7 separate regions of the Homo sapiens genome follow, and regions 1, 2, 4, 5, 6 and 7 are each linked to region 3. The links are chromatin loops, found by intact Hi-C in ENCODE. Cell type or tissue: CD4-positive, alpha-beta T cell. All regions are shown on one strand. Region 1 has its middle 22 kb from the start of LINC02304. Region 2 has its middle 48 kb from the start of LINC02325. Region 3 has its middle 84 kb from the start of LINC02291. Region 4 has its middle 31 kb from the start of LINC02304. Region 5 overlaps BCL11B (BCL11 transcription factor B). Region 6 overlaps LOC105370651 (a long non-coding RNA gene). Region 7 overlaps BCL11B (BCL11 transcription factor B).

Region 1 (4,000 bases), 430 kb after region 3:
TGAAAGCAAGAGCTGTGCCGCATTTGTATCTGTGACTGCAGATCTTGTAGGCTTGGCTCATAGTAGACGTTCAGTTAACATGCATGAGCCCACACGACCCTTAAAGGGAAGATGACTGTCCCTGAAGCCACATCCTGCTTCCTTCATCACCATTGTGTAGAATCGACCCTTAGTGTTTGGGAAAGGAGCCAGAGAACAGAGATTACACTCAACCCAGTCCTACCTCTATGTCATAATTTTGGCTGCAAATCACTGAATATTTCCCAATATGCCAGGAACAGAGCAAAGTTATTTCTCTGACTTAATTTAATCCTCACAAAACCACTATGTATGGTAGGTTTACTATGATTCCTATTTTTCAGTGTGAGAATGAGGCTTGGAGAGAAAAAGAGTAAGTAAAATGAAATAAAACCTTGCAGTTCCACCTGACTCTGAAGTCCTTGCTTCTAACCCCTGTGCTGTGCTCATCCTCTTTGAACTTCTGTTCCTAACCTGGTATTACAGAGATTAACACCCATCTGAAAGAGTGTGAGAGAACACATTTATTCATTCATTAGTTCAAGAAGTTCTACGGGGTATCAGCCTGATTCCAGACACCGGCACTGGGGAATATAGCGGCGAACAAAGTGAGCCCCTGTCCTGAGGAAGTGAGAAGAGAGACATCCTATGCAAATAACAAATGTATCATATAAAATAGCATCAGCTAAAGGCTATGAAGAACATTTTTAACTAAATAAAATAATGTTATAGAAGTTAACCTTCTGCCCAACACATAGTAGGTGCATGAAAAAATGTTTGCTGAGTTTCTGAATGGGCATAAGGGATACTGAATAGATTCCCTCACTCTGAAACATCTACTGTCCCCTGGTGCCAGGCCAGGTGGGCTGGGGGTGGACATCCAATGGGACCCTTGTCCTTAGAAGCAGATACTGAGCCAGAATCTTTGGTGTGATGACAGTACTGCACCAATGGCAATTAACTTATGCCTAACCCCACAAAGCCAGAGACAACACTGTTAATAACACTGCCTTCCTCTTCCCAGGGCTCTTCTCCGTGATTCAGCCTCTCATCCTCCAGTCTGTCTCAGCAGTGATTTTTGATCCCCAAACCAAGCCAAATCCATTTTATTTTTCATTATTCAAGGAAAAGCCACTGATATGGTTTGGGTTTGTGCCCACCCAAATCTCAGCTTGAATTGAAATCCCCATGATCCCCACATGTTGTGAGAGGGGCCCAGTGGGAGGTAATTGAATCATGAGGGTGGTTGCCCCATGCTGTTCTCATGATAGTGAGTGAGTGAGTCCCATGAGATCTGATGGTTTTACGTGTCTGGTATTTCCCCTGCTTGCCCTCACTCCGTCCTGCTGCCCTGTGAGGAAGGTACCTGCTTCCCCTTTACCTTCCGCCGTGATTGTCAGTTTCCTGAGGTCTCCCCAGCAATGCAGAACTGCGAGTCCATTAAACCTCTTTCCTTTATAAATTACCCAGTCTTCGACATTTCCTTATACCAATGTGAGAATGGACTAACACAACCACAAATTCACATATCTACACAACCAGGCACTGTGAAGGAGGTCAGAGGTAGAGGGCCTCAGAGAGGTGAGAACAGTGGCAAACTTATTTCTTCCCCAAGAGAAGTCAGTAGATTGTTTTCCTACGTGTCCAGCCTTTTTAAATGTTGGCAATTTGAAGCATCAGCCACAACAACTTGCCCCATGCAGGGTAATACTTAGGGGCCCAAAGTGCCTCCCTGTACTTGCCCCAGGAGCACCCAATACGTGGTAGATTATAGTGATGATGGTAGTAACAACAGTAATAATCACTGCAGTGATACAAAGCGTGTAAACCTGCCCGCAGGGTTTTAAGCCTTTCACAGTCTATGAGTTGCAGGTGTGCCCTCTCGTGGTTATAATTGTCCCTATTTTCAAGATGAGGAGACAGAGCTGCAGAGGGGTTAAGTCAGCTTCCTTAAAGCTTCACAGACAGGAGCAGCTGGTCTGGATTCGAATCCTGGTGGTTGGCTTCCTCGCCCAAGTCTCTAACCTGGGCATCCTCCTGCCTCTCAGAGAGAGGCTAAGTAGAGGTGCACTGATGGCTGCATGAAGTCTGAGAGAGCCAACTCGACTTGACACAGATGCTCAGGCTAGCCCTGACTGCTGGGTCAAGGTCAAGGATCTCCAGGGATGAAAGTCTCTGGTCCCTGGCGTATGCGACCTCCAGTCTCCTTATCAGGCATGCCGGGGACTGTTCAAGCCCCTATCGACTTTGCTTAATGCCTCACCCATTAGTTTTATTCAGAGCCCTTTATGTGTTTGAAAATATTCCTCTTCATTATTCATATTGTGCCACAAGAATGATATATTTGAAGAAATCATCATGAATAAAGTGGCCAATTTAGCAGTGAGATTTACTAGGAAAATACTCAGTAAAAAATAGTCAGCCACCACAGTTTCTGGGAGAGAAAAAAAATGCTGTTTGGGCCTTCGTAGTTATGGAACAATGCTCATAGCTGCGGGATCCTATTCAATAATGTTTCCTATAGCAATTCTCAGACAAAGAAAGAAAAAATTATTTTTAATAATGATAAAAGGGGAAAGAAAGTGGCTTCAATTCTAATCAAACCTCTCGTTACAGAAAAAAGAAATTATCCTCTTTCCCCCTATCGTTCTAAAATAGTTTGGGGGAGGGTAAACATGTGTGTACATTAAAAATAGAATTGCTAATAATCTTGCAAGTAAATGTTCTGGGTTTGGGAGGCCAGATGGCAGGGCAGTAAGAGCTAGAGTCAGAAGCTCGTCTCTACTCAACTCTCATTAGTTCTGCAGTCCAGGAGAAGGGTAGTTAGTTGGCATGACTGAGCCTCCACCTCATCGTCCTTAAAATGGGGTTAATTTTGTACCTAACAGAGAGGACCAGTGTCTCAAAATTCATGTTCTCCCTTTCTTTCAGTTGCATTGGCACTGGGAAGGTGCTGGTAAACCAGCTCACTGAAAACAAACAAAACAAAAACCTTGATGTGTAGCCTTTGTTAAATGCTGTGGTGTAAATACTCTCACCGTGGCTGGTGTTTAGCTTCCCACGACATCCTTGGACGTGGCGCTGGACAGAAATGCACAGAGTCGGCTCTTGATCCCTGGCAGGGAGCAGTGCCTATGCAGGACTAAAGGAGCTGCCCAACCCCAGTCCATGTTTCCCAGCACCCTTCTGCCCAGGTTTCAAGGTGTGGTCATTGATTTTCCTCACTGATCTTTGTTAATTTCAGTGCAAGCTTTTAGAAAACGCGGTTGCCTCTTCCCTGCCCACTCTCACCTTTCTGATGGAGCCACGCAAGGGGAGAAGCCTGAGTCCCTGAATCACTGTATGGAGGAAGCTGTCCCTGGGCACAGACACCCACATGAAACTCTTAGGTGATTTGAAAATATCCTTTTGGGGTCTTTTCTAGCATTACTCTAATGAATGAACCAGCATATGGGATGTTAATAAGAGTGCTTATCTCATAGGATTCTTTGAAAAGCACTTAGCTCAGTGCCAGGCACCCAGGGACACTAAATGTCCTCCCTATTATAGAAGTGCAACAGAAATAGAATAATTAGACTTCTACATTATTATACAGAGAGAAACCTTCTACGTTCCTCAAATACAGATACACTACCGTTAGGGGATACCTATTTATTCATTAAGCACACTTATTGAACATCTACTATTTGTAAACTTATATAAGTCATCTTTTCCTTCGACGAGGCACCTGAACTCCACTGGGGAGAGAAGCCATGTACGTCAGTGGCTATCTGTGTATAAGGCAGAATGGGATGAGTGCCCAGTGAAATCTATAGTGAGCACTGAGTAGTTTCCAGGCACAGGGTAAGCACGGACACCTTGCATAAGTACTTACACTAAGGGCAGGTTTTATTATTATCCCCATTTTACAGATAAAGAAACTGAGTCTCGGAAAAGTCAGAACTGGGATTTGAACCAAGGCAACCTGACTCCAGATCCCACA
Region 2 (4,000 bases), 190 kb after region 3:
TATGGGACTGGGTAACAGATTTACATTTTAAAATGTCTTTATTTGCATTACAGATAAAAGCGCTACTAACAATATGTGACGGGAGATGCAATGGGAAAAGTTATCTTTTGAAACCTCTACTTATTAGGACTGCTTTGAAAGCACAGTCAATTTCAGACCAATATGAATAATAATGATAATAATAATAACCCCACTGCCAAAATAGTCTTAAGGGGAAATACATTTTTATAGGGAAAATCCCAGATTGTTTCTCTCTATTAATAATGATTCTTATCTTTCTTTTGCTCCTGAACAAGACCTTAATAAGTCGTTTCCTCCTTTCAGGAGCAATAATCACCCTTCATGGGTGAGATATCCTATATTTACTTGATAGCGAGTGTAAAGCCGAAAGTGTCTCAATATGTTATTGCATCAAGGAATCATGGTTCCTCCCCCAGCATTCATGACCCCCTGGGGTGCAGCTTTGCCTGCTAGAGTTGCGTTTCCCTGCGCGTCTTTCATCTTCGCCAGCTATGATTAACTGTCTTCCCAGGGCCGGAGGTGGGGGCAGAGACTGGATTCGGAAAACCTTAGTTACCGGATCATGTTTGATTTTAGATGGAAATGAAGATACCGAGGCGGAATTCTCCCCCAGTGCAGCCTACAGCTTCCCGGGGTAATCCACTCCAATAGAAGTCATTGTTGGGTTTAGCAAATGTTTATCCAGATTGATGCAGCAAACTTACATGTGAACGCAGATAAACAGCGACTCGGAGGGCAAAGGGTTCCAGAACCAGGTGAACCTGCTTAAATGTCACATTTTGTCAAAGGCTAATCCCCTTGTCGTTCCTCATTTCCACCCAAACCATAAAAGTATCTCATGTGTGCTGTAGATATAATTATAGATGGAACCCGCGTATTTACACTATGCATCTGTGTCCCTACTCTTCCGTGCTGTATGTTTTAAGGACACAGGCAATGAGTAGCGGCCACTGGTTTGCCCACATTCCAATGCATCACATCGGCAAATCAGGAAAATAATTGGGTTTTCCTTTGAGAAGAGAGAGAAGGGGGAAAAAATCCTTCTTCCTGTGATGTTTTAAAAATTCAAAATTTCCTCATTTATCTCCATGTTAGCTCTAACCACACAGTTGAAAGGTATATTTAGACTGCAGATACTGTATTTTAGAATGTGGAATTTCACGTCCTCTCACTTGGGGGACTTGAAAGAATTGTGCACATTTTGAATAGGCTTGTCTGCAAGTAAGAGGGAAAAGAACTTACCTTGGCATTATACTAGTGAGATTTTGGTTTTTTGCAAGGCATTTAATGTGTCTGTGTATGTGTGAAGGCATGCATTGAAATACAGAGCCAGTTTGTTCACCTTCAATTAAGTTCTCCCTCAAATATACACGGAAGGAAATGTACATATTATATTTTATAAATAATAAGGCTTGGGGGTCAGCTTTCTCATATCTTCACATGGTTGGCCAGATCTTAGTGTGTCTCTCTCTCTCTCTCTCACACACACACACACACCCAGTGAATGGGTAAGGCTTGGTGATTAAGGTCGTGCTGTTTGTTCATCTCTGCCCTGGCTAATGTGATTGAATTGGAACAATACCTTTGAACTCCTTGGCTCTGATCTGCATACTAATTGATCCCAAGTCCTTGACAATGACCTTAGCCGCCATCCACCCATTCCTGCAAAGGCTGCTCGGCCCTACTCAAAAGTTGCTATCAAAATCCAGAAACGACACAGAAAGTCCCTTTATAAAGAGCGTCTTTGAGCAGTGTGTTACTCCCTAGCTCCCCCTGCGAGATGCTTTCAGAAATAAAAAGTATTTGTCCAGGACTGGAAAACAGTTTTGTCGCGGAATGCTCAAATGTCTGTGGAGTAACCGCAAGAGCAAAGGGGGAGAAATTCGGTTGTCAAAACTTACCCTCGTGGTGATAGGTAACATCTTCTCCTAAAATAAAAATCCGTGATGATAGATTCTGTGCAAGATGTTTCCCAAAATTGTCTTTGAGATATCAGAAGCCTGCACATACATCTCACTCTTCTAAAAATCAGTGGACAGGATCAGATCCTGCCTTTATTTAAAATCTGAATTTTTTGTTCATTGTGAATTTTGGTGCATTCATTTTATTTTTTTAAACATTGCATCCAATTATCATTTTTCTTAATTACTGCCTTTTTGGCACTCCATTAAATTTTGCACCCAAGGTGCATGCCTCAATTCTCTCACCCAGATCCCAGCGCCCCCAGCATCTCTGCTGTAGTTTTATAGTCTTAGGAAAGTTCTGAGGAAAGAAATTCGAACAGTGGAAAAAGTATATTTTTCCCAAATTTACACATATTTACCTATAAATTTAAGTGGGCACAAAAACAAGTGAAAGTATAATAATTCATGGGGATTCGCGTATCTCTTTAAGGTAAAAAGGTGCTGACATACGCACACACACAACCACACATCCAAAGAAATTAAAGACAAAGAACCACATTGTTGGTGACTTTTAAAATTGTACTGTGCAGTAATGAATTAACCAGTAGCTAGAAGGTTTCCATTAATAAACCAAAGTTATATTCTTTGTGTGACCTTGAAAACAACAACAAAAAAAGTCTCTTCTGGGGAGAAAATGTATCAAAGGAGTTTATTAAAAGCAATGGTAGTATCAGTCCTAAAGCAAACACTGGAACAAAATAAAAACACAAAAACCTTTTCTCGGATATGAAATCATCGATTATATTGGACTACAGCGTTTTCTTGAAATCTGCCTGAGGGATAAATTGGAGGGGGCCACCCCATTTGGCTGTGAACAGAATAGATGGTGTTACTGGAATAACTACTCAATTAAAATCAGCGACCCCTTGCTCACCTACGCTGGCTTTACCTGGGCCCACCTTGCCGACAGCAAAAGAACACAGGTGCAAAACAAAAAGACCACCGATTTTCTCTGATACCACACCACCACCTGACATCCAACACTCGTCTTCCCGTGATTTAGAGATCAAACACTGGTCCTTGTCAGCCCAGGGCAGCCATGAGTCACAAAACCACGTCCACGGGCGCACACGGCTTCCACGCTTTTTCATTTCAGTAAGAAGACACTTTTCTAAGAACACGGTGTTCTAAAAAAGAAAGAAAAAAACTGTCTGTAATTTGTCATGAATTTCAATTACCAAAAACTTTTGATTTTTTTTCCTCTTTGAAAAAAAAAAAAGATTGGCATACCTCCAGGTTTTAAGAATGTAGTTAATGCAGAGAATGACAGAAAGATAAAGATGTGTGTGTATGTGTGTGCGTGTTTGTGTGTGTAGGAAAAGCTCCGAACATACGCTGTTCATATAGGCCTAGCTGGGTTTTAAGCCCTGAATAAAGGTTCGTGGTGACATGGGTGAGAAAGAGCATTTTGTATTTATGTGGAACGGATTGTTCTGACAGGTTCCACAGCATTTCCCAGAGCCGACATGTCACAAATGTGACTTGTGGCATCCCAGGGCTGCACACACACACCAGGAAGCCGGTTTACACTCACCAACTCACGGCACATAAAGGGTTTTGGAGAGGAAATAAAGACTCATTTTGCAATTGGAAACTACAAGGTTTTTTTTTTTTTTTTCTCCTTTCAGATACACAGAATACTTACCAAACGGGAGCAGAACTTTTTTTTTTTTTTTTTTTTTGAAATGTGCAACTGTGTGAAACTTGTCTGGTTTCAGATTTACACAGAAATTTGGAACCATCTTGTTTTCATCCAAACAAATTCAAACTGAAGAACCTCTTAACTAAGCTGGGAGCATATTTGCACCAAGAAAACTGATGTTCCTAATTCATTAACCTACAAGCATTTGGTACCAGTGGAGCTTACTAAATGTGCACAGCCCAGTGACTTGCTTTTTTGTTCTGTTTTCTTGAGGGCTGACTCTTTACTTGCACTGTCCTAGGTAGGAAGTGGAAGATAAAAAAACAAAATCAGCATGCTATCAGCCTGTTATCTGTTCTTTGGTCTTAAGGAA
Region 3 (4,000 bases):
CTGTGCCAATGTCCCATGCTTTGTCCAGTGGCAGCCCCTTCCCAGGAGCAAAGGGAGGAGGCCACTGCAATGATACCAGTGCTCAGACAGAAACTTACACATATTCCAGGTTGGTTATTCTCTGGATGATGAGATAAAAGAAGAGGAATCAGAACTTCTGCACCAAAAGAGGCTCTGGCCAGACTTTAGGGCCAAAATTTTAAAATCTTTTTCTCACTTGCCTCGCCATGTGACCCTGCAAGTCACTTCAGCTCTACAAGCCTCAGTTTCCTAAATCTTAAAAGAGATTCCTAGTGACTACTTTATAGAATTGTTCTTTCGATTTAACTATTTAGATGGAGTGGTTACAACACCTCTCATATCCGTTTAGCTTGTTACCCACCATTGTTAATAGCTCTTGCCACACCCAATGGTATGCGCTTCCCCTAACCCAAGTGAAATTAATGATTGCTGGCCAGAGCTCTGCTATTTCCAATCCAACTGACATTACAAATGCCTCTGGCAGAACATCCTTCTTCCTCTTTCCTGTTGCTAAATCCAGATTATTCCCTTTATGGACCAACATCCATGCCCCCTCTTCCAGGAAGCCTTTTCTGAATACCCCAGCCTGGGCTAAGGGAGGCTACTCTGGAATCCCTTAACAACTCCGTTGCAGCACTTTTTACATTGTGTCCCATCTAGTAGCTAACTTATCTGCTCTTACTTGACTACGACCATTTTACAGACAGGGATTACAGTGTATTAAGTGCTGCATCTTGAGCATCCAGCGCCATGCATGAATGTAGTAGGCACTCTACAAATACTTAGCGAGTTAGTGAATTAATAAACGAATGAGTGAGATGCTAAGATGATGCATTCTTGGAGTGAGAGGAAAAGGGGCCAGCTGAGCAAACTCTCTGAGCTCCAAATCTTGGGCAATTCATTTGGCTACTGCATCTAGATGAGCTTATCTGTAAAGGAGAAAATGATGCTGACCTAATTTGTATTGCCACAGTCCTTTAGAACAACTAGTAATTGATCTGAAAGATTGAAGTCCCTTGCACTGTCCTTTCAGCCCTGTAGTCGGGCAGGTCCCTGTAGGGTGGGACTGGGTGCCACTATCACTACTCTCGGTTGCGGCACAGATGACATCAGCCTCCACTAGTAGAAAGCCAGCACCTTCTGCTCTATCCATACCCCCTCATCATTTTTATCTGTATCTTTAAGTCAACCTTTGGGGAGCTGATTGCAAAGTTGGAAGTAGGTTTCAGGGTCACTAGATATTCATGGCAATGGATACTCATAAAGCAAAAAGAAAGAAATAGTTAGAGACCCTTTTAATCTGCCTCTCACTGACATTTCTTTGCTGAAAAGTTCTGCAGGTATAGGCTAGGGCACTAGAATTTAGGTCAATGACATTCATGCTGCCTCTTAGAAAAAAATCTTTCTGCAGCAAGTGCACGATTTCCTGTTATGACTGCAGATCCCGCCGGCAGCACCAGTGTAGTGACTGTAGAGGCGTCCATCCTGTTTGTTTATAATTCTTAACAATGGGCTTTTGGGGAAGGAGGGCCCGAAGCAGCAAGCTCTGATGAGCTGCACAGAGGATGTGATGCCACCTGAATAATGCATGCCCACTTTGTGTGTGTACCCGACATGGGCCCGAATGCAGGGGAAAGCCAAAGGCTTTGAAGCACCTGCTCTGAGCAGCTCCGATGACAGCCCAAGAGTCCAGATAAGATCTGAGCTCTCCTTCCTCCCCACCACCCCACCCCCTATGCCGCTCCCATTTCCCTTTTGGCATTTAAAATAAGCTCTGAGACTAAGCCACCCCCGAGAGATCCTGTCAGAGATGCCGCTTTTGTGTTGCTCATATTCCTTCCTGGCCCCACCCTAGTGTAGGACCTTCTCATAACTTGTGCAGGGATAGCAGTGGCAGCCTTCCACATGACTGTCTGATCAGTCCCCATCTGGCCCCCTCCAAGCCACTCTCCACAAGGAGGCAGCCAGAAGGATCTTTCTAACAATAAAATGGTCACTTGGGCGGATGCAGCCCCAAAGGCACACGGCTTAGATTTCAGATCATACTCATTCCCCACATGAGAGTGCTACTCTCCTGCCGAATACCCTTCAGGTATTGCCTTCATCATTTGCAAATCATGTTCAAGATTTCTGGCATGGCACAGAAAGCCTTCCGCGATCTGACTCCTACTCCCCCCTCTCATCCTCTTCTCATCCCCTGTCTTTTCAGGTCCACAGTGCTCCAGTTGGCCGAGGCTCTGGTTCCCAAAACAAGATGTCCCTCCTGTCTCACTTGGATCCTCACACCTGTGTATCCTGGCATTTCTTGTCCTTTCTATCTGTCATTCCTAGTAGGAACCTCAACCACATCATAAAACAGTGGTCAACATTCAGTGTCGATCAGTCTATTCAAGGTACATTATATGCATTCCTTGATTTAACCCTCAAAGCAACACTGTGGGGTATGCATAGTTCTTATCTCCATCATGTGGAAGAAGTCACTGAGGCTCAAGGTAATAAAATGACTCCTCCAAGGTCAAACAGCTACAAAGTTGGCAGAGGGCTCAAACTCAAGGTCACTATTAACCACAGTATCACATGGAGACTTACATGACATGGCGTACCATCTATTGCTTACCTATTCTTAGACTGGCCGAACTCCAATTACTCTGAAATGCCATTTTTAAGGTACTAATGTATTCAAAGTCCACCCTCCCTACTTTAAAAGCTGCACTTTCTGCTCCCTTGCCAAAGCTGGAATTTCATCCTCACCATGGATGAAATTCACCTCAACAAAACTTGGACCTCTTTTAAACCTTCATTTCTCCATGAAGTCTTTCAAAATGCCTAAGATCCAAGTGATCTCTCTTACCCACATTGACAGCATATTCATCAACGTTGGAATAATTCCCATCATCAGCTACACATATGTCTGCTTTTTAACTATATTATAAATATACATAAAATTCTTTTTTATAAATGATTGAATTCATACACAAATTCTTCTAAAATATATATAAGGCACAAAAATTAAAAATACAAGAAAACACCTGTGTAACCCAATTTAAGAATTAGAACCTTATGCTCCTCCCTCCCCCATCCTGGCTCCTTCCCTCGTCGTGTTTCCCACACTCTCATTTTCTTTATAGCTTCTCCATTTGTTTGTATTCCTGAAAATTATTGTTTGCAGTGTTGCATGTTTCTAAACCTTATATAAATGGAATCATGCTGAACGAATTCTCTTGACAATGTGCGCTATTTTGCAGTTGTTGTTGCCTGTTTGTTTTGGATTTGGGGCTCCATATTATGTTTCTGAGATTTGCCTGTGTTGTTATATGTACCTGTGCTTCATTTATTTTCATAGCTGAACAATATTCTTTTGTGTGACTATGTCAGAATGTACCTAAATATTCTATTACTCGTGTACATTTGGGCTGTTTCCAGTGTTTTACTACAACAAACTTCTCTGGACTCATTCTTCTCCCTGTCTCCAGATGTACATGTAGAGGAGATTCTCTAGGGGTGTACACCTAAGCAGGGAAATGCTGAGACAGAAGATCTGTGCATTTTCAATGTTATTAGATAATGGCATATTGTTATCCAAAGTGATTGCACCAATTTACACTCTCTTAAGAAATGTCACAGTCTCATTGCTATTATCGCCATAAGTTCTTACTGTTAGATATAATTTTTGGCCATCTGGTGAGTGTAATATAGTAACTCATCATGGTTTTAGTTTGCATTTTCCTGTTTATCAATGGGATCACACACCTCTTCCTCTGTCATTGGCCATTTGAGTTCCCTGTTTTGTGAAGTGCCTGTTCAAGCCTTTTGCCCATGTTTCTATTAGGTCACTTGAAATTATCTGATAGGTTTATAGAAGTTCTTTATTTATCTTGTATACTAACCAATATATATAACTTCAATTATATGTATTATGAATACTTTTTGCATTTTTTAGTCTATGTTTTCCTTTATTTTGCTGTCTTTTGAATGTATC
Region 4 (4,000 bases), 420 kb after region 3:
CCATTACTGGGTATATACCCAAAGGATTATAAATCATTCTACTATAAAGACACATGCACACGTATGTTTACTGCGGCACTATTCACAATAGCAAAGACTTGGAACCAACCCAAATGTCCAACAATGACAGACTGTATTAAGAAAATGTGGCACATATACACCATGGAATACTATGCAGCCATAAAAAAGGATGAGTTCATGTCCTTTGTAGGGACATGGATGAAGCTGGAAACCATCATTCTCAGCAAACTATCGCAAGGACAAAAAAACCAAACACCGCATGTTCTCACTCATAGGTGGGAATTGAACAATGAGAACACATGGACACAGGAAGGGGAGCATCACACGTCGGGGCCTGTTGTGGGGTGGGGGAAGGGGGGAGGGATAGCGTTAGGAGATATACCTAATGTTAAATGATGAGTTAATGGGTGCAGCACACCAACATGGCACATGTATATATATGTAACAAACCTGCACATTGTGCACATGTACCCTAAAACTTAAAGTATAATAAAAAAAGAAATAACAAATTATCTGCCCCAAAGTCTCTGCCTTTAAGAAATTGGAAATTCTACTGATTCGATAAAACATGAAACAATGAAAGAGACATGTAAGATGCTAAAGTGCAAATTTAGGGTGATAGACTAGACTTTTTATAATAATCAGAGGAGAAACTCAAAGAATTGGAGCCAGGATGGGGGCAGAGATACCAAGATGAGAAAAACAATCGTGTGTATTACTCCACAGAGCCTGGCCCAGCATAGAACTCTGAAGAAAGCTCTACTTTTTTCTTGTACAGAGTCACCATGTTTCCTATAAGACCATATTTTACAAGGAAGGAAGGGAGGGAGGGAGGGAACAAGGAAGGAAGGAAGGGAGAGAGGGAGGGAGGGAGGGAGGGGAAGGGAAAAGAAAGAGAGGGGAGGAGAGGGGAGGGGCAGATGGGAGGAGGGAGGGAGGAAAAAAAGAAAGGAAGGAAAGAAAGAAACAATGAGAAAGAGAGAGAGAGGAGAAAAAAGTACAAAACATCAGCTCCCTGTCTTCCTTACAAGTATCTTTCCATGATTTTCCAATTGCCAACTAAAGTTCATTTCCAGATGTGAGTTCTTTTTCATTTGCAATTCAACAACGCTCCTTTACCCGGATCAACTCTCTTTCCAAATTAGGGAAGCCCCAGGATGGCCAGAGCGGGTCCTCCTCATCTGTTCTGCACAGCACCACACTTCCTTTCCCATTCTCCAAAAATAAGTGTTCTGGAAGAGTTCATCTACTCTGAGGTTTGGTTTTCTTTCACTCACATCCCCGTGCCTTCCCTCTCCCCCCACCAGTCCACTTTTATTCCTCTCTTCTTTTTATTAACATGTCCACACTGTTACTAAACATAAAGGGCTTCTTGAGGAACTAATTTCAGCACATTTGTTTGGGTATTATATGGATGTTCAGAGTGGAGATCAAGAGGCACAAAAATAGATTTTGTTGATTTATGAGACCTCACTGTTTTCAATTCCCCATCAGTATGGGCAGGCACGATGCAGTCAAGAAGCGAAGCATCTGCTTCCCGCACGTTTCATTTGTGAACTTTAGCACCTGATGTAAATCATTCATAAAATCCCAAAGTGTTGGAAGGTACTCGTCTCTCGTTTTCATAAACATATACTCCACATACTGTACCTAGTGCTTTCTATCATTTGTTACAAATGGTAGGAGCAGAATTTTAATGACTACCAGAAATAAATTCTCAGCAGCAGGAAGGAAAAAAGAAAAGGAAACCTAGTTCTGGTAGTTCTGGAAACCCTAACATCCATTCATCACTTACCAGAGTTCTTCTAGAAACAAAAAGATGTCGCATTAGGTTATCGCCATCCTATATCTCCCCCTAAAAAGAACCTGAAGGAAGATGGAATATATTAGCTCAGTGCTGCTCTTTTAGATTCTTCTTAAGGGTGTCAGATCTGTGTTCATAGAGAATCTCTCAGAGATGGCTGGAAAAGACATTTGCATCTGGTAGGCAGTAGCCCTGTCTACCTTCTTTGGCCATACTCTTTGTATTACCTTGACACCATTGAGATGTTGACTCACATGAATTGAACATCTGAAGAAAACACAGTTCCTGCTTTCAAGATGTTCAGAGTCTTGCGGGGTTAGAGGACAAACACATATGTCAACAATTAACACCATGGGGGTGGGACTGTGAACCTCTCTCTCACTTTACCCATCCCCATCTTCTAGAAACAGCAGATAGATTTGGATGGGAGGGTCGGGTCAGTTGAGGAACTCTGCCATCTTCTGGCCAAGAAAAGGGCAGGTGGCGTACACAAGCTCAGACAATCCGGAGTGGAATGACACAGGAAAGAAAATGAACAAAACTTATGCATTCCGACAGTGGTGGTTGGTCCAGTTCTCATCCTCTCAAATTCTAATTGTTCAGCCTTCCTTCTGACTTTCAAACGTCCAAATTAACTTTTTTCTGCAAAAGTCATCCAGAGTTAGGTTCTGTTGTTTGCCACTGAGGGACCTTTATGGGTACCTCTGGAAAACACTGCAATTATTAAAGAATGTAGAGGGTTCAAGAAGGGTGCAGAGTAGAGAGTGATTATTTGATCTGGACAAAGGAAAGGAAGCTATCAGAGAAGGCTTCACGAAGGAGGTGACATTCAAAAGATTAAGAATTGGAGTGCACAAGATAAACTTCAAAACGCTTTTGCAAGATACCAAAGTTGTGAAGCTAAGGGCTCTGGCTCTAATGACTTGGAAGAACATAAGTCCTCCAATTAAAATCAACCAAGTATCTTCTTTGAGTGAGGAATCATTAAAAATATATATTATTTTCTTAAATCCTTTCACATAACTAGAGACTCCCAAGTCTTAGGCTTTTTGGACTGTACCAACCATTTTCCTTTTCTCTCTTCAGAAGGAAAGCTCTCTTCTGTTCCTTCCAAAAAAGAGATGCTATAATTCCACAAATCTCTCATATAATAATATAATAATTATGAGGGGGGTGAGGGGAGGCCCCTGGTTAGCTTATACTTGAAATTCTGTCTTAAAGAGACTAGAATGAGAAGAATAAGTGGAGAATGTGGATAGAATTTGGCATTTCTACAATAACATTTCCTCATTGCTTTGTAGGTCAGCTAGAAAGAGAGGACCCAGGGGATCCTGCATTTAATAGGTCAATTGAAATTTTAATGAGAATATCTATTTTATTTCTCCCAGAATTTAACCAATTCATTCATTTATGCAACCATTTGCTCATTTATCAATCAACTCATTCATTCTTGATTGTACCCTTTAAAGATTCATTAACTTATAGGAGGGTTATGCCATATAATCATAATGAAATGCACACAGAATTTTCTTTCTGAAATTCCAGAGGGGTGGTTATTCTAAGTAGAAACTATGTTGGTCTGGGTGTCCTGAGATCTGGATTCTAGTCCCAGCATTGCAACTTACTAGCTATGAGAACAAACCCCGCAGCTTTACTTTGCTCATAATTACACAGGAATAGTCATTGCTGTTCTATCTGCATCAGATAAGATGCAGAAAGATGCAGTCTTTCTGTCAGAAAGACTGAATGAACCCATGGAACCACAAATCCTTCGTAACCCAAATTCTCGATCAATGACATGATAGGATTCCCTGGGTTCTAGCCTCCTGCCATTAGGAGACGTGTATGCTTAACAAAGTCATTTCCACAGCCTGCACCCAATTTCCCGCCTCTGGGATATGGGATGGGAGCAGTTAACTACCCAATTTCAAATATTCTTTCCAGCTCAAAACATTTGTGACTCTCCAAAGTGACTTGTCATTGTATATTTAAAGTGATATGATTGAAGACTTCAGTCCTCCTTAAACTAGAAGTCTAGCTTAGGGTGTGTAGAATCTCGAGCAGGCCTTCCTCCCATGGGAAAGCAGCTTAGTCTCAACTGGGTCATTAAAGCCTAGCTACACCAGTGTTCCCCTTGCCTGGTGCACATCTACACCATCTGGAACTTCTGGTGGG
Region 5 (4,000 bases), 1.6 Mb before region 3:
CACCTGTAGGAGTTGGAATGGCCAGGTAGGTCAGACATCTGTACCTTCAAACAGTCGAGCAGTTTTTCTCTGAAATATTTGCCATGCCGAGCTTTAGAACAATTCTTCTTTCTAGAATTAGCTTACTGATAGCCTTATTGGTGAATGGATGCTTTTGAGAAATTTGCCAGTGGTTTTGGCAGTGTGTGTTGGAACTTTCTCAGTTTTACTGCCCTTCCTCCCTCCTTTCCTTCCTTCCTCTTCCCTCCTTCCCTTAGAGATTTTTTTCCCCATTGTTAGGAATGGGACTTCACTAAAAAAACAAAACAAAACAAAGGCACAGACAAGTGCCTTTTTAAAAAAATTAGTATTTATTTATTTCTATTTGAGACGAAGTCTCGCTCTGTCGCCCAGGCTGGAGTGCAATGGTGCCATCTCGGCTCACTGCAACCTCCACTTCCCGGGTTCAAGCGATTCTCCTGCCTCAACCCCCAGGTAGCTGGGACTACAGGCGCATGCCACCACGCCTGGCTAGTTTTTTTGTATTTTTAGTAGAGACGGGGTTTCACTGTATTAGCCAAGATGGTCTTGATCTCCTGACCTCGTGATCTGCCCGCTTTGGCCTCCCAAAGTGCTGGGATTACAGGCGTGAGCCACCGCGCCTGGCCCAAGTGCCTTGTTTTAAAGACATATGCTGTAACTGTTTCTGTGAATCATGTTATGTGGCTTTAAGTGTTGGCTCATTATTGGGACACCCAGTAGGGTCGGGTGCCAGGTGTCATTGCATCCATCAGCAAAACCTGTCTTTGGGAAATCTAGAATTGGATTGTCAGCAGGTGCTGTGCTGGGCTTCTTGGAGTGCCTTGAGAGTGATTTCCTGGGCTCGGCCCACACCCCTGCTTCTGCGGGCCAGCCCAGCCAGCCTTGAGGTGCTCCTGCCACTTGGAATTCACAGAACTCCACCTCCCCTGGGCCTGGACCTCTAGGCTTCAATTCCCTAGTGCCCATAGTCCCCGATAAGGGTCATCTTGGGGGCCTTCTTGCTCCAGGTGCTCCCACACAGTGTGGGCAGCAGTTTCCCAGCCCTTCTCATCCCCCGCTCTACCTCGTGCACTCCCCTCTGGCTTTGTCATCAGCCTGGCCTCCTTCTGCCCCTTGGTGTGGATGATGCCTTTATCCTGCCCTCATGGGGTGGGGGGCAGTCCTGGGAGAACCAATGGGCACAGCTGCTGGGGCCGCAGGCTGGAGCCAGCGTTGTGATTGGATCCAGCTGCTGACCCAGTAGCCGCCATGCTGGGGTGTTGGTGTCTGGAGAGGGCCGTGTTAGGAGCGTGGGTGTAACTCCTTGTCGACATTAGTTTCTCTCCTGCACACTGTGTGTGTGGGTGTGCGTGTGTGCCCACGTGGACACACATCCCCCTGCATTTTATTGTGAACTTGCATGTGTGTGTGCATGTAGTGTGCGTGCAGCTTTTCTCTTCCATAACCGCCCATGGTGGCGTTCGGTGCATCTTAGAGTCCTCTGATGTTCTAGCGGCACCAGGCAGCTCGGCTGTGCATCCGGGCACCCGGAAACTTCGGTGGTGTCAGGCTGTGCCTGGCGAGATGACCACGTCCCGGCAGCCAGCAGCGGCTGGAGGAAGCTTGGCACGGTGGCAGAGGCAAAGCGCCGCAGAAGTGCCGCAGGTTTTTCATATGGAAATGTGAAATAATGGGGTGATTAAATAGAGCTGTATATTAAAGTACATCTGACATTAGAATTACCATAATGTGCTGTAGCCTTAGGCTGAGTACTTTATTTGCCATCTGCGTCGGCCCAAAATCCCCCGGGGAAGCGCTAAAATATTCTGAATAAACTCAGCTCGAGTTCTTATTGAGAGTAAAATACCATTTGTGGCACGTCGTATTGATTCGTCTTAATTGTGGTGCAGAAAAGAACATTCACTGGCTGATGACTTTTGTGCTCGGTGACAAGCTGGCTGGAGTTACTCTAGCACTGCAGTTGGTTAACCTGGGCCGACAGCAGACTCGGCCAGGCGGGCACCTGGGCTCCAGCCGCGGGAGCCGCAGCGCCACCCCCCGCCCCAAGCCGGTGGTACAGCTGGGGCTCCCCACCAGCCCCTGGCCCTCCTCCCGGGAGAGGGTTGGGGAGAAGGGAGCCCACTGTGGGGGGCAGAGGAAATTCACACCCTGCCCCTCAGACCTCTCCCTATGGCCAGCCTTGTCCTTCCCCAGAAAGACGAACTGACCTGCTGGGGACAGAGGCCACGGTTTCAGCCTCAGCCCTAGCCCCAGCCCCAGCCCCAGCCCCAGCCCCAGCCCCAGCCCCAGCCCCAGGCCAGCCATTGGTTGGAGAGATGTATTCTGCATATCGAAGGAAACAAAACTAACAAAAGAAAGGAAAAGAAAAAAGAAGGAAAAGAGCCTATCCACCCGGGCAAACCCAAGCTTGGTTAGTTACTGGTTAGTGGTTGTGGGACTGGGTAATGGTCTCTGAACCCCACTGGGGGGAAATTACTTGCAAAATGCATTAAAGATAAAAGAAAACACTTGGTGATCCAAACAGTGTTCCCCCCATTCATAAGGTCCAGTTTTTTACCCTATAATTGCCTATCATTATACACAATTTAAATATTCAAACATTCTCCACAAACCCTGGGCTAGCATGTTTTTATTACAAATTCAGAACAAGGGAATAACCTTTAACTTCAGAGACAAATGAGACAAATTTACAAGTGCATATCTGCTGTTTTCTTGTGCTTTATCAATCCCCGCAGACCGGAACACTTTTGCTCTAACGCCACTCAGAACAATATACATATATTACTACTTGTTTGTAGTGTGTCAGTAATGAGTCCCCTCTGCATTAGCTAACCTATATAACTCGGTATCGAGGCTCTCCATAACGTCAATTATCTCCTTGGAGCTAAACGTACACTCCATTAAAATGAGATTTACTGCTCTGCCATACTTCTTGGGGTGGAATGTCGAGATTTTTTGTGGATTTAAAGAAAGGAAAGATGGAGGCTTGCCTGGTGAAGGAAGTCTTGAATTATGGAGAGGGGAGACTTCCTGTCTCCAGGAGGAGGAGGAGGAAGGCCTGCATGGGGTGCTTCTGGGGAGACTGAGATCCCACGTGTGAGTGAGAAACAGCTACACACTGATCCCCGCTCACACACCTGCAGCCGACTCCTGGCCTTTTTTTTTTTTTTGCCTGTTTATCTCCTAACTCCCTCTTTATTTGTCCATTAAATGATAAGGATGGTTTGCTCTGTGCTTCTCTTTCACATTCTCTGCAAAATTCCTGTCCCCAGAGTTCTAGAATCCTTTCAGAAAACTCTCATGTTGGGCGGCGTGGGGGAACGTCACCATCAAAGTGAGCTCAGCTATCGGCCCACCAAAACCCACTGGAACAGCGTAGGCCCTTTTCAGGGAAGTTCACAGAAAGCAGATTTCAAGGGACTCTGACAACGCATTCTTTATTATTTCCAGTGGATTTCTGTGCCTTATCCGAAGGCGGGACCTCTAAAGACAACCTCTAGGAATGTGCTGTAGCTTTTCACAAATGCTGCAGATGACTTGCCACATGGAAAATTGCTCTGTGCGTCCTGCCCCGGCTCTTCCATCTTACTGACAAACACCACTGTTTTCACCCTGTGCCATGATACCCCTGCGGCTGGCAATGTTGCTTTATTTTGGGGTTGGGTGGCTGTTTCCTGAGCCTGAAACTGCACACCTGGGCTAACCAAAGAATTGAACGGTTGAAACACAGACTGTTTTGGGAAATCTCGGGTGCATGCAGCCATAGTTCAGTTTTAATACTTCCCTGTTCCACCGACAGCCTGGACTGTCTTGTTTCTGAAGGTGGATTCACAGGCCTAGGGTATTCAGATGTGAGGCTTGCTGGAATCGTTTAACTCCTGCCGGAGAGGGTAACCTAGAAGCCACCTTCCTTGCTAGTGATCTTCATAGACTGGATTTTAAGTTTCATTCCTTTATACCTTATGGAAAGCAGCTTGGG
Region 6 (4,000 bases), 120 kb before region 3:
GTTAAAATAGAAAATTAGGGGAAAAAAATGAACCCCTTCCCAAAGAAACTGGATGATATGTTTTCTTAAATTTTTATAGATTTGTATTTTTATAAATTGTGCACTTTTCTATAGGTATGCTGAACTTCAATGCAAAGTTTACTTAAAACAAAAATGGAATAAAAATGCCAAGATCCCCCATAAGGCTCTGGGTGCTCCCTCTGTTGGGAACCTCACTTCCCCTGCAATTTCCCCACTATGCCTGGCTCTGATTTCTGGATGTATTGAAGGCCTGGTTCAAATCCTGCCTCCTAAATGTAGCCTTCTCATATTTTCCTCAATCAAGGTTTGTCTCTGCACTATTGAACACCCCTCCCCATCCTAATTGGCTCGATTTATTGTCTTTCCCACAAACGTGGTCTGGTTCTGGCTTCAACAGCACCACAGTCCATCCAGAGCTCCAGCCATAAACCTGGAAGATGCCTGTGATGCCACACTGCTCATATGAAATCAATCACCAGCTCCTATGGCCTTTATATCTCTACATCACTCAAGTCATCTATTTTTCTCCCTTTCTTCAGCTAATATCCTAGTTCAAGCTGCCATCATGTCTGGATTAATGTGAGGTGCTCGCAGTGAGTCTCCCACACACCGTGGCCCTCTTTCAATCAATTCTCCACATGGCAGCAAGGTGATATTGTTAAAATGGATGTTCCCTGACAGTCCTGTTGTCTGTTCCATTCTGCCCCTTCTTAAACCTCTCAGTGTCTTCCCTTCATCCTTACAATAAAGGCCAAAACCCTCACCATGGCCATGCCTCCTCACTAGCGTCAACTTGTGCAGTATCTTCCTGGATTTTTTCACTCCAGCCACACTGACTGGCCTTCATTTTTTCCTTCAAGAGTCTTCACCCTAGCATTTCCTGCTGCCTTAAACTGCTCCTTCTGCTTAATCTTCACTCACCCTCAGAAAGCAAAGGATTGGCTTTTCAAAGAAGTTTTTCTGACTCTTTCATATTAACACAGGCTCTTCCTCTGCAATGGACCGAATGTTTCTGTCCCCATCCCCCAAAGTTCATATGTTGAGATCCTAGACTCCAAAGTAATGATTTTAGGAAGTGGGTCCTTTGGGAGCATGTGGATCTCAGACTTCCAGCCTCCAGAAATATTAGGTTTCAGCTCTGAGGGAAAAAAAAGTTGAAAACATTTTACTTGTTGATTTAAAATTATATTACAAAGCTATACTAAACAAAAAAGTATGGTACTGGCATAGAAACAAACCCATAGACCAAAGGAATAGAATACAGAGCCCAGAAATACACCCGAACATATATAGTCAACTAATTTTTGACAAAGGCACCAAGAGGACATAATGAGAAAATAATAGTCTCTTCAATAAATTGTGCTGGGAAAAACTGTATTTTCATATTCAAAAGAATAAAATTAGACCCTTAGTTTACACCATGGATGAAAGGCCCAAAAGTAAGATCAGAAACTATAAAATTTCTAGAATAGAACATAAAGGGAAAGCTCCTAGACATTGGCCTTGGCAATGATTTTTTGGATATCACACCAAAAGCTCAGGCCGTAAAAGCAAAAATAAATAAATGAGACTATAACAGACTAAAAGCTTCTGCACAGAAAAAAAAAATGAAATGGCAAACTACATGTCAAAAAATAATATTTGCAAACCATATATCTGATAAGAGGTTAATATCATACAACTCAATAATAGAAAGCCAAATAACCCAATTTTAAAAAAAAAATGGGCAAAAGACCTAAATAGACATTTCTCTAAAGAAGGTATAAAAATGAACAATAGATAAATTAAGAAGTGCTAAACATCATTAATCATCAGGGAAATGTAAATAAAAGCCACTATGAGATACAACTTCATGTGCGTTAGGATTATTGACTGTTATCAAGATTTCAAAAGATAACAAATGTTGGAAAAAGTGTAAGAGAAAAGGAAACAAATTCTTGTAGACTGTTGGTGAAAGTGTAGATAAGTTTAGCCATTATGGAAAACAGTATGGAGGTTTCTAATGAAATTAAAAATCGAACTGCCATATGATCCAGCTACTACTCTTCGAGGCATAAAGCAAAATGTTACAAAATGATCACCTTCCAAAGGTAAAGAGACCTGCACTCCCATGTTTATTGTAGCTTTATTAACAATAGCCAAGCTATGGAAACAACCTAAGTGTTTGTCAACAGATGAATGGATAAAGAAACTATATATATACACACACATTTATATGTGTGTGTGCACATATAAAATGGAATACTATTCAGCCTTAAAAACAAATAAATAACAGAAATGAGATCTTGCCATTTTCCCCAACATACATCAGCCTGGAGGACATTATTCTAAATGAAATAAGACAGACATTGGAAAAAAAAAAAAACAGAAGAAGAATGCATGATCTCACTTATATGTGAAATCTAAAAAAAAAAAAATCAAAGATACAGAGACGGAGAACAAAACAGTGGTTACCAGGAGTGGGGGTGGGAGGGGATGATGGGGAGGAAATGGAGAGATGTAGATCAGAAGATACAAAGTAGCAGATGTGTAAGATGAACATATGTAGATATCTAATGTACAACATAAGGACTACAGGTAATAAAATTGTGCTTTTTTGCGAATTCATGCTAAATTAGTAGATTTTAACTGCTTTTGCCACTAAAACAAAAGAAAATGGTAATGGTGAGATGATGGATATATTAACTTGTTTCACTATAGTAACCTTTTTACTATCCATGTGTATTCTATAACATCATGTTGTATACCTTAAATACACACAATAAAATTTATTTTAAAATAAGTTTTTAAAAAAAGATTTCATGGAGCTTTACTTACTAGGTTTTAGATTTCTTTGAAACCCACCACTTTTTTTTTTTTTCTATTTTTCCCTTTTGGAATGAAAATGTCTGTCTACACCTGTTTACCATCGTATTTTGCAAGCACATAACTTGTTTAATTTCACTGGTTCACAGATGGAGATAAATTTTACCTCAGGATAAATTGTACCTGGAGTCTCACCCATATCTTTTTTAGACAATATTTTGATGAGACTGGACTTCAGACTTTGAGTTGATAAGAGAACGAATTAAGAATTTTAGGGCTATTAGGATGGAATAAAAGTATTTTACCTATGAGAGGAATATGAAGTTGGGGGACCCAGGGGCAGAATGCAATGGACTGAATATTTTCATGTCTCTAAAATCCGTATATTGAAATCTCAACCTCCACTGTGAAGTATGAGAAGGTGGGGCTTTTGGTAGAGAATTAGGACTTGAGGTTGAAGCCCTAATGAGTAGGATAAATGCCCTTATGAAACAGAATGCAGAGAGCTCTCTTCTGCCATGTGAAGATACAGTGAGAAGCTGGCTGTCTGCAACCTGGAGGAGCTCCCTCAACCAGAACCCAATCCTGCTGGCACTCTGACCTCAGACTTCTAATTTCCAAATTGTGAGACATAAATGTCTGTTGTTTATAAGCCATCCAGTCTCTGATACTTTGTTTCAGCAAAGTCTCTTCTAAGAATTCAGATTTGTCACAGTAAAATGCTAGCTTTGAAGTTCCAAGATTAAACAGGAAGAAAAACTGCAGAGAAACTATCCAAGAGGTAAGTAAACCCAATGTGTTTGTCTTGTCTCCATTCAAGATCATTGACTCAGAGAAATCTTGGATTAGCCTCCACCCCACCAGGCATGCATTAAGCCACCCTGTTCTCTGCCCCTTAGTGTCCTGTACTTCCCAATAACATTGTGTCTCATGCTTCTATTTCTAGTTCAACTCTAACCTCTGTGAAGACATGGCTTGTGCTTACTCTGCATCTATAGTGTGTAGCATTCAAATATATTTGTAGAAGAAAGAAAGGAGAGGAGAAAAAGTGAGATCTCCTGGCCTCTCCTCAGGTGGGTGGGATGGGAGTCAACTGATAGTGAAAGACAGAAAAAGGCAATATCCGAGAGAAAAGAGAAAGTGTGAAAGCAGTTCAGGGGCCCATCAGCAGAGA
Region 7 (4,000 bases), 1.7 Mb before region 3:
TTCTTTTTTCTTTTTCTTGTGGCAGCTGATAATTTGCTTGGGTGTTGAATAGCCAGCCTGAGCTATTTTACTGTAATGAAATCCCAGACCACACAAAATTAAGTCACTTCAAAGTAAAAAAAGAAAAAAAAAATCCTCTCTTTTACATAACTTCTTTTTTATGGCCCCCTTCCACTTATTTTATTGAAATACAAATAAATACATTTGTGAAATGTTCTAATGAGTTTTCTACTAAAACAACACGCAGAAATGACTCAAGAAAAGTTGAGTGCCAATATTATTGTGATTAACATGTGCCTCAGAAATGGATGCACTGCTAAGAATTAAAAAAAAGGGGGGGGGCGGTGTCATGTTTAAATTCCTACCTTGGAAAAGAGATGTCGAAAGCACTCCTGCCCTTGCTATTTGCTGTTGGCCTCAGATAATCCAAACTCCTCCAGCTAAAGCCTTGAGGTCCAGTGTCCTGTGTGGAAGCCCTTCTTTTCTTCCGCACCTTTGAAAAAAGCATAATGTTAAATAAAAACAAATCTCTTCATTTGCCCACAAAGAGTGCTTTTTTATCACATCGTTAGGAGCCCGTTGTGGCTCTGAAGATTGAAGGCATTTGCAGTTTTATAGAACCTGCTAAATGTGTTGAGAAGGATTGCTATTGTGGTAAATCTTTTCCTTTTCTTTTTCTTTAAAGCGCCTATTTTATTTGTCAAGACTTTTATTTGTAACCTTTTAGTAATGGCTGAGACCTGTGAATATACCTGAGTATGTTTTCCTTATTCACTTGTTCTTTTTTCTGCTCTTGTGCTGGGGAGACCCAGGCTCCTGGGCTCAGTTTTTGGGGTTCTGGAGAGGTGTGTGCATTATTCTTTTTTCTGCTCTTGTGCTGGGGAGACCCAGACTCCTGGGCTCAGTTTTTGGGGTTCTGGAGAGGTGTGTGCAGTGGGGGAGAGAAGGCGGTTGGACTCCATAGAGCAACTGAGGATATTTTTCAGGGAGCTGCTTAAGCATCCTAAAATTAGGCTGGAGTCCTGCAAACAATCTGTACACAGGGAGACCCTCCCCAAACATTCGACTTTCCCGCCTGGAGTCTGTAGACCAGAAGGTATGGGAGTGAGCCTCTTCCTGCATCTAAAACCTCTTCACGGATCTGGAGTTTCCACCTCCTGGCCTGCAGGCCAGGCCCAAAGTTTCCGCTGCTGGCGGAGTCAGCGGGACCCTGGTCATTTTCCTGGGAAGCCCACACTGGGAAGCATGTTTTGCACCGGCCGCCTTCCCTTGCTCTCCCTCTCACATGTCAGAAACGGCGATCGAGGTGTGTGCCTCAGCTGAGGAGGGGCAGACAGGACCTCATGGGGTGGTGGCTGTGGTATGTATCTGTCCCTCCAGGGAGGCAGCCTTTGGAGGGTGTCAGGAGGGTGCAGAGCTGACCTGGAGCAGGCTGGACTCCTCTGACTGTCTGCTGAGAGGGTCGAGGGTCAGGACAGAGAGGTGTGATCTGGGTCTTGCTTCCTGCTTCAGACTCCGCCTGGCTGTGCCTTCCCAGGGTCCCCACCCCCAACTTGTGTCCTAATAACCCTTCGAGACCCCCTGTGGACATCCTCCTGACACCAGCCTCCCTCTTATCTCCATTTCCTTCTCTGCCAGGCACTTCATTATTCCCTCCGTTAGGGGAACTTCATAAAATCTCTTGTCGTGCCTTTAAGCGTCATCTAGTCATAGATTATTTTCTCCACCAAGAATTGATTCCTGCTCTCTCCCCCTCCACCCTTCTCCTCCCCCCTCCCTACGGTTGTTATTTTCTCTTGGATCCAATAAATTAAAAATGGATGGCAGCTCAGAAAGTGTTGTGCTCCGTCGAGTGTGCGTGTGGTGGCGTTTCCGTGTCGCCTGGAGTCCCAGCCCCTCCCCAAGTGTTCACGGAGAGGAGATGAAAAGATCTCTTCGTAGATTATGGGTAAGCATGGGCTCGCTGGCAAGAGCTCCCTCTTCGTAGGAAGCAGGTGTAAAGTCTCCAGTCGGATGCAGAGCTCGGGCGGATGGATGCTGAACATTTCTTGTAAACATGCGTACACATCATGATGGCGGTTGTGACGTTGGTGGCACACGATTTTAAGAGCCTGGGACCCATCCCCCCACATCCTTCCCTTTCCCACCCCCGTCATCACTGAAACAATAATTCTGTGTATGTTTCTCCTGGACTGTAGCTTAGCCATTAAAGATAAGAGAGTTGGATTTGAATTAATGCAGGGTAAGGAGGAGCAGCAGCCCACGTACTGTGTATGTAGCAATGCACATGTGTGTGTGCAGGCAGCCACGCACATGCCTGTGCTCTGGGGACAGCAGGCAGCAGACCTCTCGGCTGGAGTTCCCCTAAGGGCAGGTGCATGGGCAGTTGTTAGAGATGGGCCAGGGAGGGCGGGGTCCTTGGCACCCTGTGTGTGGGGGAGTCACTGGCCAGGTAAGGCCCTGCTGAAAGCTTGCAGCTGCTGGGGGCTTGTTGGCTGCTTGGCTGGGCCTGTGTTAACGATGTCTTTCCATTTCTTTCTTCTGACTCAAATTCCTTCCCAGCAAAGCCGAGGCATGGGGAAGTTTGTCTTGGGATCAAGTGCTTCCCCTTTCACTTAACAACGATGTCCATTATTATTTGTGATTGCTTCTAAATGCATTTACCAGCTGGGAGGAGGCCTGGCCTTGTAAATAAAATGTGGTTTTGTTGTAAAAGAAAATCTAACTCGTGTGTTTGTGTGTGTGTGTGTGTAAATACAGATTTGTCCCTGCACTTTAGGATTTAGCATTTCAGAATCCGCCTCAGCCCTCTGATATCTGCCTTTCGAACAAGTTGTCTGCTGCATCCATTCATTTTTCCTCTTAATGAGTCAAACATTTCAGCAATTGCTCTACTTTATTCGGCTCATAATATATTGAGAGCAGCAATATTCTGCAGGGCTGCCCGACACTTGGGGAGCTTTTCATGAAAGCAGAGATCATCTCAGAGGAAAACCTCATCTTGGCTTTATTTTTTTAAGGCCCGAGTTTGCTGGACAAGGCTGCATGAGGGGCTGGCCTGTAGGGTCTGGGAATTTGAAAGACTGTTTTCATTGGTCTTTTTCCTGGTGCTTTTTCGTCTCTGGGTGGCAGGTTGGACCACTCTGCCTGTTAGAACAGAGGCCTGGCTCTCTGAGGCTGTGCAGAGCCGGGAGACTCAGGTGTCCATAGGGCAGAGAAAGAGGGGTGTCACTTTGCCCTTCCCAGGGCTTGGCTTTCTCCTTTTATTTCTTCCATTATCGATACAGTTCTAAGGAGGGACACATGCACACATATGCAGGCACCCTACACGCCTAGCTTGGTATCTGCCTGCCAGCGGAAGTGAAACCACAGTCTTTGGGGGTGTCTACAAAGGCCTTGAACGTGAGCTTTCAGGCCCACTTGGTCCACTTACTCTGACCCAGAAATTTGGGGCTGGGGGTGACTCTGCTGCCTGATGTTGAGGGTGACCTTGCTACCTTCCTGGGAAGTGTCGCACACAGCAGGCCAAGGCACAGCGCCACAGCCTGGGTGGTGGGGAGAGGAAACCCCGTTCTTTGGAATCGGGTGAACACCCTGTCATCTCAGGGGTTTAACTTTCAACGCTGAAAGTGGGAGGGGAAGGAGATATTTTTTGTTTGTTTCTTTTCCTCCCAGACTCCCTTAGAGGCAGTGAGTTGGATCTCTGGTCTGGGACGTGGAGATCCCAGCTCAGAACTGAGCCCTGGAGGCCTGGATAATCCCGGGGCTGTCTCGGGGACGCCAACAGGGCCTGGCTCCCAGGTTGGTTGGCTGTTAGGACTTGACGCAGAAATCAGAGCTGCAGCACAGCAAACGGCTTTGGACACCTTCAAACTCAATTACGGGGGCTCGCAGGGCTGCTGCATGAGGAAAGTGAAAAGGCAGAGACTGCCAAAAAAAGGAAAGAATACCAGATGTTACCAAAAATAAAAAAATAAAAAAAAGAGGAGAGAAAGGAAAA

The links. A loop is a pair of places that touch in the nucleus more often than their neighbours do. Peaks named below come from ENCODE experiments on the same cell type or tissue, not always from the same donor. Only the 100,000 strongest peaks of a DNase experiment are listed, where the experiment ranks them.
Region 1: it touches region 3 in a loop (4-fold over the local background); 4 of 110 quality-filtered maps call a loop at or near these places.
Region 2: it touches region 3 in a loop (5-fold over the local background); 3 of 110 quality-filtered maps call a loop at or near these places.
Region 4: it touches region 3 in a loop (2.8-fold over the local background); 4 of 110 quality-filtered maps call a loop at or near these places.
Region 5: it touches region 3 in a loop (4-fold over the local background); 3 of 110 quality-filtered maps call a loop at or near these places.
Region 6: it touches region 3 in a loop (4-fold over the local background); 6 of 110 quality-filtered maps call a loop at or near these places.
Region 7: a loop joins it to region 3, with 5 times the contacts of the local background. A loop is called at or near these places in 7 of 110 quality-filtered maps.

What each region holds. Positions count from the first base shown.
Region 1 is chr14:97,175,108-97,179,107 of GRCh38, reverse strand. No RefSeq gene overlaps it. Among named protein-coding and RNA genes, the nearest start is that of LINC02304, 22 kb to the right of the region's middle. In CD4-positive, alpha-beta T cell, CTCF peaks have their summits at 1,745 and 1,953; a DNase peak (open chromatin) is centred at 1,897.
Region 2 is chr14:97,408,629-97,412,628 of GRCh38, reverse strand. No RefSeq gene overlaps it. Among named protein-coding and RNA genes, the nearest start is that of LINC02325, 48 kb to the left of the region's middle. RefSeq lists an enhancer at 201-722. In CD4-positive, alpha-beta T cell, a CTCF peak has its summit at 1,809; DNase peaks (open chromatin) are centred at 3,308 and 3,358.
Region 3 is chr14:97,600,515-97,604,514 of GRCh38, reverse strand. No RefSeq gene overlaps it. Among named protein-coding and RNA genes, the nearest start is that of LINC02291, 84 kb to the left of the region's middle. In CD4-positive, alpha-beta T cell, no CTCF peak of the experiment used is centred here; DNase peaks (open chromatin) are centred at 1,094 and 1,584; H3K4me3 peaks cover 1,555 bases; H3K27ac peaks cover 2,852 bases.
Region 4 is chr14:97,183,656-97,187,655 of GRCh38, reverse strand. No RefSeq gene overlaps it. Among named protein-coding and RNA genes, the nearest start is that of LINC02304, 31 kb to the right of the region's middle. In CD4-positive, alpha-beta T cell, CTCF peaks have their summits at 2,068 and 2,286 (motif pointing left); a DNase peak (open chromatin) is centred at 2,275.
Region 5 is chr14:99,186,854-99,190,853 of GRCh38, reverse strand. All of the region lies in intron 3 of BCL11B (BCL11 transcription factor B), which reads left to right. Among named protein-coding and RNA genes, the nearest start is that of BCL11B, 83 kb to the left of the region's middle. In CD4-positive, alpha-beta T cell, CTCF peaks have their summits at 1,929 and 2,139; DNase peaks (open chromatin) are centred at 1,493 and 2,003; H3K4me3 peaks cover 4,000 bases; H3K27ac peaks cover 3,894 bases.
Region 6 is chr14:97,718,614-97,722,613 of GRCh38, reverse strand. The region is part of intron 2 of LOC105370651 (a long non-coding RNA gene); the gene reads right to left. Among named protein-coding and RNA genes, the nearest start is that of LINC02291, 34 kb to the right of the region's middle. In CD4-positive, alpha-beta T cell, no CTCF peak of the experiment used is centred here; a DNase peak (open chromatin) is centred at 2,483; H3K27ac peaks cover 601 bases.
Region 7 is chr14:99,260,631-99,264,630 of GRCh38, reverse strand. The region is part of intron 1 of BCL11B (BCL11 transcription factor B); the gene reads left to right. Among named protein-coding and RNA genes, the nearest start is that of BCL11B, 9.6 kb to the left of the region's middle. In CD4-positive, alpha-beta T cell, no CTCF peak of the experiment used is centred here; DNase peaks (open chromatin) are centred at 1,930 and 3,370; H3K4me3 peaks cover 4,000 bases; H3K27ac peaks cover 4,000 bases.